Linked DNA regions of Homo sapiens: region 2 is linked to region 1. A link is a contact called in ENCODE Hi-C or POLR2A ChIA-PET data. All regions are on one chromosome and are shown on one strand. Each heading gives the region's core, a stretch centred on a gene start or an enhancer-like site at or near the end of the contact. The rest is flanking DNA. Distances are from core to core; before and after follow the strand shown. Region 1 has its middle 45 kb from the start of MKLN1-AS. Region 2 has its middle 80 kb from the start of MKLN1-AS.

Evidence for each region. A loop is a pair of places that touch in the nucleus more often than their neighbours do. ChIA-PET counts read pairs that join two places held with the same protein, here RNA polymerase II (POLR2A). Pooled maps may share reads with other maps.
Region 2: a loop to region 1 is called in a map of gastrocnemius medialis, with 6 times the contacts of the local background. The contact joins two enhancer-like sites. A Hi-C loop is called at or near these places in 5 of 168 maps with a recorded cell type or tissue (CD8-positive, alpha-beta T cell, ascending aorta, gastrocnemius medialis and 2 more) and 5 of 50 pooled maps. POLR2A ChIA-PET finds 5 or more read pairs at or near these places in 8 of 52 experiments (A549, HEK293, HepG2 and 5 more).

What each region holds. Positions count from the first base shown.
Region 1 is chr7:131,280,415-131,286,098 of GRCh38, forward strand. It overlaps a transcript of MKLN1 not described here. Among named protein-coding and RNA genes, the nearest start is that of MKLN1-AS, 45 kb to the right of the region's middle. Within about 2 kb of position 4,327, at least 17 of the 41 ENCODE cell types and tissues checked have a DNase peak (open chromatin) inside an H3K27ac peak, as active enhancers do; they include gastrocnemius medialis, heart right ventricle and psoas muscle, where a contact is called at or near this core.
Region 2 is chr7:131,244,747-131,251,006 of GRCh38, forward strand. It overlaps a transcript of MKLN1 not described here. Among named protein-coding and RNA genes, the nearest start is that of MKLN1-AS, 80 kb to the right of the region's middle. RefSeq lists enhancers at 1-101, 1,286-1,877. Within about 2 kb of position 4,525, at least 5 of the 41 ENCODE cell types and tissues checked have a DNase peak (open chromatin) inside an H3K27ac peak, as active enhancers do; they include gastrocnemius medialis, heart right ventricle and psoas muscle, where a contact is called at or near this core.

The DNA of each region.
Region 1 (5,684 bases), core at 3,077-5,576:
CATGCTCACAAGCAATAGATGAGGGTTCCAGTTTCTCCAGATCCTTACCAACACTTGTTCTTGTTATTATAGCCATCCTTGTGGTGTGAAGAGATGTCTCACTGTGATTTTGACTTGCATTTCCTGAATGACGAATAATGTTAAGTATCTTTTCATGTGCATAATGGCCATTGGTATATATTCTGTGGCAGAATGTTTATTTAAATTATTCATCCATGTTTTTTTTTTCTTTTAATTTTTTTTTTCTTTTTTGGGAAAGAGTCTCACCCTGTCACCCAGGCTGGAGTGCAGTGGCACAATCTTGGCTCACAGCAACCTCCACCTTCCGGGTTAATGCAATTCTTGTGCCTCAGCCTCCAGAGTAGCTGGGATTATGGGCTAACACCACCACACCCAGCTAATTTTTTGTATTTTTAGTAGAGACAGGGTTTCACTATGTTGACCAGGCTGTCTTTGTCCATGTTTTAATTGAGTCATTTGTCTTTTTATTCTTGAGTAGTAGTAGGGTTTTAAAAATATTCTGGATATGAGTCCCTTGTCAGATACATGATTTGCAAAGATTTTTTCCTGTCCTGTGGACTGTCTTTTCACTTTCTTGATGGTGTTACTTGAAGAACAAAAGATTTTACTTTTGAAGTTCAATTTATCTATTTTTTTCTTTTGTTACTTCTGCTTTGGCGACATCCAAGAAACTATTGCCAAATCCAAGGTCATGAACATTTACTCTTGTTTTCTGATAGGAGTTTTATAGTTTTAATTCATGCATTTAGGCCTATGATCCATTTTGAGTTATTCTTTTTTTTTTTTGTATAGTGTTGAGAGTTCAACTTCATTTTTTTACAGGTATCCAGTTGTCCCAGCAACATTTGTTGAAAAAACGGTTCTTTCCCTATCGAATTGTCTTGGCACTCTTCAGAAATTCAATTCAATACCAATGTGAGGGTTTATTTTTAGTCTCTCAAGTCTATTCCATTCATCTATATGTGTATCCTTATGCCTTATGTCGTGATTACTGTAGTTTTCTGGTAGGTTTTGAAATCAGGAACTATGCCTCTTCCAACTTTGTTCTTCCTCTTCAAGATTGTTTTGGCTATTTTGGGTTGTATTTCCATGTGAATAGCATGATCAGCTTGTCAATTTCTGTAAAATAAAAAAAAAGTTGGGATTTTGATGGAGATTGCATTGGATTTCATTTTTCAGGATTATTCATTGCTAGTGTATAGAAATACAATTGATTTTTGTTTATTGATCTTGTATCCTGCCATATTTCTTTTCTTTTTTTTTTTGTTTACAGTCTTGCTCTGTCACCCAGGGTGGAGCGCAGTGGCATGATCATAGCTCACTGCAACCTCCAACTTGTGAGCTCAGCAATCATCCCATCTCAGTCTTGTGAGTGGCTAGGACTACACATGCACACTCAGCTAATTTCTAAATTTTTTGCAAAGATGGGGGTCTCACTATGTTGCCCAGGCTGGCCTTGAACTCCTGGCCTCAAGCGTCCTCCCACCTCAGCCTCCCAGAGTGCTGGGATTACAGCCACCATGCCCAGCCACTGCCACATTTCTGAGCCTGTTTTATCTTATACTCTTATCATGGTGCTTTACTGCTTACTCTGTGGGAGGCATCATGTTAGACACTAGAAATAAAAAGATGGGCTGGGCATGGTGGCTCATGCCTGTAATCCCAGCACTTTGGGAGGCCAAGGCGGGTGGATTACCTGAGTTTGGGAGTTTGAGACCAGCCTGACCAACATGGAGAAACTTCATCTCTACTAAAAATACAAAATTAGCTGGGCATGGTGGCGCATGCCTGTAATCCCAGCTACTTGGGAGGCTGAGGCAGGAGAATCGCTTGAACCCGGGAGGCGGAGGTTGTGGTGAGCCGAGATAGTGCCATTGCACTCCAGCCTGGGCAACAAGAGTGAAACTCCGTCTCAAAAAAAAAAAAAAAAAAAAGAAAGATGAAGAAAACATGGTCTTTGTCCTGAAGAAGCTTATAGCCTAATTCAAAAAGTAAGACATAAACTTATTGATTAAACAGTAGCCCTTGACAGCAACATACAGGGAAGTACATAATTGCCAAATGAATGTTACCAGATGATTAGAGATCTAGCAAGTTCAGGGGATGAGGAGGGACGTGGAGGCTATAGAGGTCTAGGAGAAATAGAGGAGGAGGGATCTGAGCTGGGTTCGAAGGCTCACCTCCTTCCCTTCCTTCTTTCTCCCCTTCCTTCTTTAATTTTCTTATTTCCTTTTCTCCCTTTTCTCTTCCTACCCATCTTCTTTGAAAACATTAATAGAATATAACCATGGTTGGTTATCATTTCTCAAACCTGGCGATCATCAGAATCTCTTGGCAAGCCTTTTAAATATACAGATTCCAGAGTCTCATGTCAGACCTATTGTATCATATTCTCAGATGGTGGGGCATGGACAACTGCATTAAAAGTTTTATCTGATTTTCAGCCAGGTTTGGAAATTTCTGGATATGACTATAGTCATGATTTCCACACGTGGACCAATCCTCATCTTCATTCCACTGCAGCTCTGACTCTGTTTAGGATGCTCACAAGGCCAGCAGGTCACACGGGCACCTAGTAAGGGAGGGGAATTGGGCCTGTGCAACAGCTCCTCCGTTCATGAACAGCATCTCAATCTGCATACGTTACTGAGAGGGCTCTTCAGTGTCATTTATGTTTATGGGGATGGCTCATTATACAGATCAAACTTTTATTTTCTGTAACTGAGAATCTAAGAATCTCAAAAGATCCTTCCGCTGTCGATGGCCATGACCCTCAGAGTTACCTGTGGGATATGGACTCATTATCCAGATTTAATAAATAATAACGGCTTGCCATGATAAAACCTTCTAGTTACAAGAGAAGGCCCTTCCCTCCCTCCCTCCCTCCCTCCCTCCTTCCCTTCCCTTCCCCTCCTTCCTTCCTTCCTTCCTTCCTTCCTTCCTTCCTTCCTTCCTTCCTTCCTTCCTCTCTCTCTCTTTACTGCTTTCTTTCTTCTCTTTTTTTTTTTTTTTGAGACAGCATCTCACTCTGTTGCCCAAAACAGGCTGGAGTACACTGGTGCACTCACAGCTCACTGCAGCCTTGACCTCCTGGGCTCAGGTGATCCTCCCACCTCAGCCTCCCGAGTAGCTGGGACTACAGGCATGCACCACCACAGCTGGCTAATTTTTGTATTTTTTGTAGAAACAGGGTTTCATGATGTTGCTCAGGCTGGTCTAGAACTCCTGGGCTGAAGCTGTCTGCGCATCTTGGCCTCCCAAAAATGCTGGGATAACAGGCGTGTGCCATTGTGCCCGGCCGAGAAGGCCCTTTCATTTCAACTCTCTCCAGAGGTAACCAATCTGTTGAAGACTGTGAGTGTCCTTCCCACATGTTTTTATAGTTTTACTACACAATAGGCAAGTTTTGCATGTTTAAACCTGTATGTAAATAGTGTACATATTTTTTTCTGTAGCTTTTTTTCTCAACATTGTGATTTGGAGATTTATCTGTGGTACTTGTAGAGCTAATCCATTCTATATAACATAACATTATATTATATAATACTGCAATGTAGTGCTCCATTGTGTAAATGTTCTAGAATCTATTCTCCTGTGGGTGGATATTTGTTATGGCCAGTTTTTTGCTATTCCAAATCATGATGTAAATCATGCCCTGGTGTACGTCTCCTTGAACACATGTGTGAGAGTTCTAGGGAATATATCTAGAACAAAAATTGCTAGGGAATAGGATATGCGCACTTCCGACTTGACTAGATTGCCTTCCAGCTTACTGTCCACAGCAGCTGAACCAATTGTTATATATCTCATCAATGATATACAAGAATTTGTCTTGTCCCACATTCTAACCAACGCTGTCAAGTTTTTTAAAAATACACATATCTAAGCCCTATTTTCATAGATTCTGATAGGTTCACTCTGGAGTGTGGTTTGAAATAGGCTACAGGTGGTTCTAAAACACAAATAAAGTTAAGTCTGCTCCAAGTATGCATGTGTATATGATCTAATATATTGATATGTGGATTGTCACGCTGAGGTTACTCTGGTGCTCTGTTGGTAGCATCTATGTTGGCTGGATTTAGATGTTTGAGGAAAGGGTGGGGAAGTACCACTGTCCAACATACAGATACACTTTGAATAAAAAAGCGGTCTGTGATTTACCAGTGCACTGGGCTGTAGTTGATCTAAAGCCCTACCTTTGCCAGCTACGTGAATAGGGTGGGCCCTTTCTAAGTGCTGCCTTCCCTCTCACCAGGTGTGTGGCTGGGTATCAGCTGTCAGGGCTTGCATACGTGCGGTCGCTTAGGGCAAGGTGCCTGTCAGCTATGTCTGCCAGCCCGCTGGGTGGTGTCACTGTGTGGAGCATTTGTGGCTTTTTCAAAGCCCTGAGGAATCTGAGAAGCAAGTGAGGGGAATGATGCATGAAAACAAAAGGCAGTGGAAAGAGTGACCAGCCAGCAGGCTCCAGCAGGCTAGAACGCTCTGTCCTTGTTATTACTGCTTCAGGAAAATGCTGCCAGCTTCCTGGCAGGGCCTGGAAGGTAGAGGCTTCTTGAGAAAACAAGGATAAGTGATGCGTACTCTGAGGCTGAGATTCCGGTTCCCCAGCCTCCCCGCTTTTCCAGCAGAAGCTGCAGGGTGAGGATGGGGAACCGTTTGCTCCTTGGTGGGTTTGGCCAGTCTTTCATTCTCTCCTGGCTGCTGTCCTAAGAGTTTTTTCTCCTTTCTTCCACTCATAAGCAGCACGGCTCTGGTCTCAGAGGCCTAGCAGGGCTGGCCTGGGAGGGAAGCTGGGCGGTGCCCTAGGCAGAGTTGTTCCCTGAGGAGTGATGTGAAGGTCAGCCTAGGGGAGGAAAAAGGGCCTCAGCCATAATTCCCATTCAAGGAGTGTTTGCCAAAGATGAACCTCCTGGTGTGGGGCAATGAGACACGGGATGCGCTCATACCTTGTCCACTTTCCCCCTGGTACTGCATTCACAGGATAGCCTAACCCAATTTTCCGAAATGAGGTAGAAGCTCAGCAAAGGTAAGCGTTTCCATGTTAACTTATTATCAGATGGATGTGAGGACCTGTCGTAATTGGACTTGCCGAAAGTCAACTTCTATTTTCCCTCCTGACAATCACCTTTCTTTGGCATATAAAATACATGGATGCAAATTAGGGAAGAAGTCAGCATTCTTTTCTTCTCTTAAAAAGTAGCGATGAGGATAAAGAATAAAAATAGGCCTCTGTAGATACAATAGGGCTGAGCTGAGGGTGTGGTTTGCTTGGCAACAGCTCAGGCAAAGCTGTTTCTCTTGGTCCTGGAATGCCCTTGACTTCACCTCTGCCTGATGCAGTCTTAAGAGACCAGCTTGATTGTGAGTTTTTTTGGTGAAACTCCCATCAATAGTTAGTCATTCCCTTTTTTCTGGCCCCATAGCATTTTGCTCTTATAAAAACCATTCATCATATTGCGTGACAATTACTGACTTGGGATCATGCCTTATTCTCTGCGTGTGTTTCCTCAGCATCTATGGACTTTTTTTTTTTTTTTTGAGACACAGTTTCACTCTGTCGCCCAGGCTGGAGTGCAGTGGCGCCGTCTCACTGCAACCTTCGTCTCCCGGGTTCAAGCGATTCTCGTGCCTCCACCTCCCAAGGAGCTGGGATTACAGGCATG
Region 2 (6,260 bases), core at 3,275-5,774, 35 kb before region 1:
CCCCTGTGTTGGCACAGGGGTCCTTGATTCTTGGCCCCTTCTTTCCTCTTTCTAGTCTTTTCTTTCCCTCTTCATCCGCCCCTCCTCTGCACATATGCCCGAATGTACAAGGTGAATGCTTCTGGGCTCTGCTCTCTGTGGAAAGGCAGGGAAAAGAGCGACACCCCTACACGGCGGCACCCTTTCCTCCAGCCTTTGCAGCTCCGTTCTCATTTCTACTCATTTGATTTTACATCCCAATGCTTTCTGTTTTGTAAGAGGTGGACTAGAAGGGACGAATGAGAAAAGGCTTTACGCCTTGTTGGTGCCTCCTGGGCATATAAAAAAGCCCAGTGACATGATACTAATAAGAAACTCTAAATTCACGGTCAAAAATATCAGAACCAAATCACTGTTATTAATTTGTTAATCTTACTTAAAGGCCTTTGTAAAATGGTGATACAGTCAAGTGCTGCATAATGACATTTCGGTCAGTGACAGACTGCATGTACAATGGTGATCCCATAAGATTATTATACGGTCTTTTTTTTTTTTTTTTTTGAGACAGAGTCTCGCTCTGTTGCCCAGGCTGAGAGCAGTGGCGTGATCTCGGCTCACTGCAACCTCTGTCTCCTAGGTTCAAGCAATTCTCCTACCTCAGCCTCCCGAGTAGCTGGGATTACAGGTGCCCACAACCACGCCCAGCTAATTTTTGCATTTTTAGTAGAGATGGGGTTTCACCACATTAGCCAGGCTGGTCTCGAATTCCTGCCCTCAGGTGATCCGCGCCCCCCGCCCCCGGCCTCGGCCTCCCAAAGTGCTGGGATTACAGGCGTGAGCCACTGTGCCCGGCCCTATACTGTCTTTTTACTGTACCTTTTCTATGTTTAGATATGCTTTGATACACAAATACTATTGTGTTACAGCTGCCTACAGTATTCAGTACAGGAGCATGTCATACAGGTTTGAAGCCTAGGAGCAATAGGCTATGCCATGTAGCCTAGGTGTGCAGTGGGCTTATCCCATCTAGGTTTGTGTAAGTGCACTCTATGATGTTCAAACAACAATGAAGTCTCCTAACAATGCATTTCTCAGAACGTATCCCTGTCATTAAACAACGCATGACTATAGTTTACTCAGCTGAATCCTGACAGCTTTCATTAAGTCTCATGATTTATTTTGAAAGGGACCTCAGAGACCATCCTGTCCACTCTTTTGTTCAATGGGCAGATGCGTGATTGCTGTGCACCTGTGATGGTCAAAGCCCAAGCCAGGTGCCCTAGGGCCGCACTTCTGAAGCCCCTGAGAGGCAGATCTTGTTCTGGACACCTGGGGAGGGGGCCCAAGGTCCTGCATTTCTATAACCTCCTTGGGGATGTCCGTGCCATCAGCCCACAGACCACACTTTGAGTAGCACTGCTGCAGGCACTCTGCACAAAGCTAGATAGGCTTGACTTGTCACCGGAGAACATCCAGGGCCATAGGCTCCATGAGGCGGCCCTCTGCACCCTGCCTTGTCGGCTGCTGATGTTTGCTTGTGAGGCCCAGGGAATGCCAAACAATTCTTCCAAGTGCACTTGGCTTTCTTGTGTCTTCACCCCCAGCCAGGGGTGTTAAAATGAGAAGATTCGGGTTTGGGATTAGGACAAGAAAAAGGGCCCATAAAGCTTCACCCTAGACTATGAAGTCTAGTCTGGGTTATCTTAGAAGAGAGCTCTAAACCCACATTTTAGGCAGATTCTGTTTAACAATAAAGTATTTCTTTGATTGCTACAGAGATCTTCTTTTATGATTTGTTCGTTCATGTCCTTTGCTGATTTTTCTATTGCAGTCTTTGCCTTTTAATTATTGAACTGTAACAGCTCTTCATTACAATACTAAGGAAAATCCCCCTTCCTCCAATAAAGTGATTTTAGTCTTTTTTTTTTTTTGACTAATTTTTTGTAGAGACGGGGTTTTGCCATGTTGCCCAGGCTGGACTCCTGGCCTCAAGTGATGTGCCCGCCTCAGCCTCCCAAAGTGCTGGGATTACAGGTGTGAACCACTGTGCCTGGCTGTTTTTAGACTTTTAACTTTATCTATTAAATTCTGAGTTTGGAATCTTGGATTCTAGGACAATCTTGCTAATCTGAGCAAGCTGCTTTGCTTCTTGTGATGTGGTTTCTTTCTGTACCTGTAGATGGAGAGGGTAAAGCTGACCTATCTCAGGGCACTGTTGAGAGTGGAATGTGTGTGTGTGGTAGTACTGTACAGATGTAGGGCATAGTTAGCTTGTTTTCAGAGCCTCTATTAATCTGATCACTTTATTAAACCTAGTGTGGGACATGGCAAACTGGTGTTGACAAGTACAAGTTTTGTTTTGTTCTGTTGTTTATTTTGGTTAAACAAACACTATGGAGCACTTCCAAGTACTCTGAGTTGTAACTTCTCATTGTGTTAAGATACATGAAGCAGAGTTGGAAGATGCCTACTGAGAGCTTTTTTTTACCTTTTCTTCTTTTTCTTTTTTCTTTTTTTTTTTTTTGTCACCATGGCTGGAGTGCAATGCCGCAATCTCAGCTCACTGCAACCTCTGCCTTCCGGGTTGAAGCGATTCTCCTGCCTCAGCCTCCTGAGTAGCTGGGATTACAGGCACACGCACCACCACGCCCAGCTAATTTTTGTATTTTTAGTAGAGATGGGGTTTCACCATGTTGGTCAGGCTGGTCTCGAACTCCTGACCTTGTGATCTGCCTGCCTGGGCTTCCCAAAGTGCTGGGATTACAGACGTGAGCCACCATGCCTGGCTTACTGAGAGCTTTATATGTGTGAAGGTGCTTGTGATTTCTGTTTACCTTTGCCCCCTCAAATACAATTATACCTTCTAAGTTGTTGACTGATGCCACTTCCACCGCTCCTAAATGTCCAATCAAAACTGCCCCAGTATGAGGCAAATGACTGGGTTGTTCCTTGGTTTCCACATTTCCTGTCTCATCTCTGTTAGAACCTTACAGCTGTTAAAATTATTTATTTCTATAGTAGAAGTTATTAGACTAGTAGTATTCCCATTTGAACTGGCAGGGTTTTGTCTTAGCGTTAAGAAATAGATTTGTACATTTCCCCCATTTATGATGTTTAATGCCTTTAACTTCTCTCTGCTACTGCCTTTTTTGTTTTGTTTTGTTTTGTTTTGTTTGTGCGTGTGTGTGTTTGAGACAGGGTCTCACTCTGTCACCCAGATTGGAGTGCAGTGGCACCATCATGGCTCACTGCAGCCGTGAACTCTCGGGCTCGAGCAATCCTCCTACCTCAGCCTCCCAAGTAGCTGAGACTACTGGCATGTGCCACCACACTCAGCTAATTACATTTATTATTTATTTATTTATTTATTTATTTATTTTTGTAGATATGAGGCTTCCCTATTTTGCCCAGGCTAGTCTCAAACTCCTAGGCTCAAGTGATCTGCCTCCCTCGGCCTCCCAAAATGCTGGGATTACAGACGTGAGAAGAAAAAAAAGAATATAATCAGCTACTAATAGTAAAATAGAAATGTTGAAGACAGTGTCTTGCCTCTAATTGGTATTTGTTTTTTAATAGAGTCAAAGGAAAGAGTCTCTACTGGCAAAAATGTAACTCTCAGCCAGCTAGAGATAGTTACCCCTCTATCTCTGCTGGTACCCCAGTTATCCTTTCTACAAACGAAATTGCCTTATGGGTTCTTATACTGAGCATAGATGCAACAACAAAAAAGTCAATATTATTGACTCTCATCCATTTGCCAAGCACCGTGCTAAGTGCTTTCACATACATTTTCTCATTTAATGGATCTTTTGCTTACTTACTGTAGGGGGTAGAAGTGAGATTGTGCCTTTGTGTTGCTCCGTCCTCTACCTAAAGGGTTTACCTCTGTGTAAACCCTTTACTGGTAGCAAGGGAACTCAATCTGAAGCAAAATCCATTTTTTTTCTCATCTCGTCCAGGTTCACCGTGAAAAGTTGGTTGGTTTCTCATTTCTGGAGAAGAGATGTGTTGCTGATTTAGGAAAAAGTGGATGGAACAGGGATGAAGGCTGAATGCTGTTTAATACCACACTATGTACCCACATGGGTGGGCACCTGCCTCTGCTGAGAGGTCTCTCTTGTCCTGGCTTCTTTCCCAGATAATCTATTATATTCTCTGGGAACAAGAATCCATATACATTCAAGTCTTCCTTTGATTTACTTACTTATCTATGAACACTGGTCACTTACCACTTTCCTCACCTTCTCCCACCCCAAGAAACCCTCTCCTGGAGAAACATAACTGGTCTTTTCCATTCCTGAGATTACCTGCCATTTTCTCCTCTTACAATGATTCCAAATCTTGGACTCCACTAAGGAAAACATAGCCTGAGTGAAGTTACACAACCAGTGAGAAAGGAATCTTCCCTGGGCAATGAGATGAGGGCTGACTCACGATCTCAGCTCTTAGGAATGGCTCTCCAGCTGCTGACAGAGGCCACATGGGTTCAGCCATGAGGTCATTAAGGATCTCCCTGGTGACTAACAAAATTGGGGCAGCCAGGGATAGCCAGAGCTGAGCTGGGGCAACTGACCCATTTGTTGAAGTGCCCTCCAGGATGGAGGCCAGCAGTCCAAGTTGCAATGCCTTGGCAATGTAGCACTCACAGCTGGTGCAATCTGGAGGATGATTGGCACCCAACAAAAGAAGTCTCTGGTAAAGGATGTACTTATAATCACTGTGTGGAGACATGTTTATTCCAGATGCCCATTCTTCATTCTTTCACTTATACAACAGACATTTGACCTTGCTAGGCACTGAGCTGGAGGCTGGTATATTCCTTGTTCTCAAGGAACTGACAGTTTAGCAGAGAGGCACAATGGGGACAAGCACAGGAAGCATTAGGAGAATTCAGAAGAGCACTTACCTCAAATTGGAGAGTCAGGAGCGCTCTCCCAAGAATGCATGGAAGGCTTATACAGAAAGGGAGGAGAAAGGGCCCTCCAGGTAGAGTGGCAGCAGTGCCCAGCCACAGAGACTAGAGAGAACACGTAGCTCCTTGGGGATGCAAAGGGGGTTGTTGTGGCTGACATCAGAATATGCAGGGGAAGGGGCAGGAGATGCTGCTGGAGAGGGGAGCATGGCTCAGATTATAAGTGTCCTCTTGCCCGTCATGCTGGCAGGTCAGAATTCTATCTGGAAGGGTCAGGAACCACTAACTGACTTTCTGTCAGGGAAGGAGAGGGGCAGGTCTGCCTTTTGAGGACGTTTTCTCAGTGGTTTAATGTGAAGATTGGATGCAAAGAAAGCAAGCATGAAGTACGAGGACCACTTTGTAGAATCATGCAGTAATTGAAGAAGGAAATAATGTGGGCCCAGCCTATAGCAGAGACCACGGGGAAGCAGAAAAAGAAGACTGGGAGAGATATAAAGGAGTTGCCCCAACTGACCATGGCGATCAGCCACAGGCGAGTCCTGAAGAGCTCAGAGGGGCTTCAGCTTTGGTGGCTGGGGGGAGATGATGGGAGGAGAAGGCTTGCTGGAAGGAGATGATGAGTGCAGGCTGAAGCGGGAACCCAGGGAAGAGACCCTTCCATCGGCCTGAATATTAGTGGAGGAAGGTCAAGGCAACTCAGTGGAGTTGGGGACTCCCCCGGTGTCCCCTAAAGGAGGCTTGGTGACAATTCCAGATCCCACTAGCTAGAGAGGAAGAGGCTCCTAACACATGGCCTGGCTTGTTAAGACTGAATCTTGCAGGACCGAGGCTGCAGATGAGAGGTCTCTAGTACCTGCAGCCAAGCAGGGCCTGACAAGCTGTTTCCATGGAGATGTGGTGTACGCAGGAGGGAGTGAGTAGGAGGGCTGATCCATTCCAGAGCCTTGGGTCACAAGGCTGTGGTGGGCTAACAGATAAACAGGAAAAAGACATAGTCAATCAGAAAAGGATGTTCAAAACAATTTGCAGTTAATTGGGGGTTGTATCGTCATAATTCTAGATTAAGTCTAACAATTGAGAAGGATTGGGGTAAGCCACTTAATGATCCTGCTAGTTATTTTAGGTACGACTTGATGAGGGCACAGGGAAGCAGATGCCGACTCAGGCTAACTCCAAATGTACGTACACCATCTTAAGTCCTTCTACATCCCTGGACTCCAAGTTGCTGCATATCACTCCCAAGTGTGAGTAAAGTAACAGGTTTCTGGAGAAACAGGTATAGATATGGGAAGTTAATTTTTTTTTTTGTTTGCCATGCTAATAGCAGTAATACACAGAAAACCTGCAGAGCTCTTCAGAAAACTCA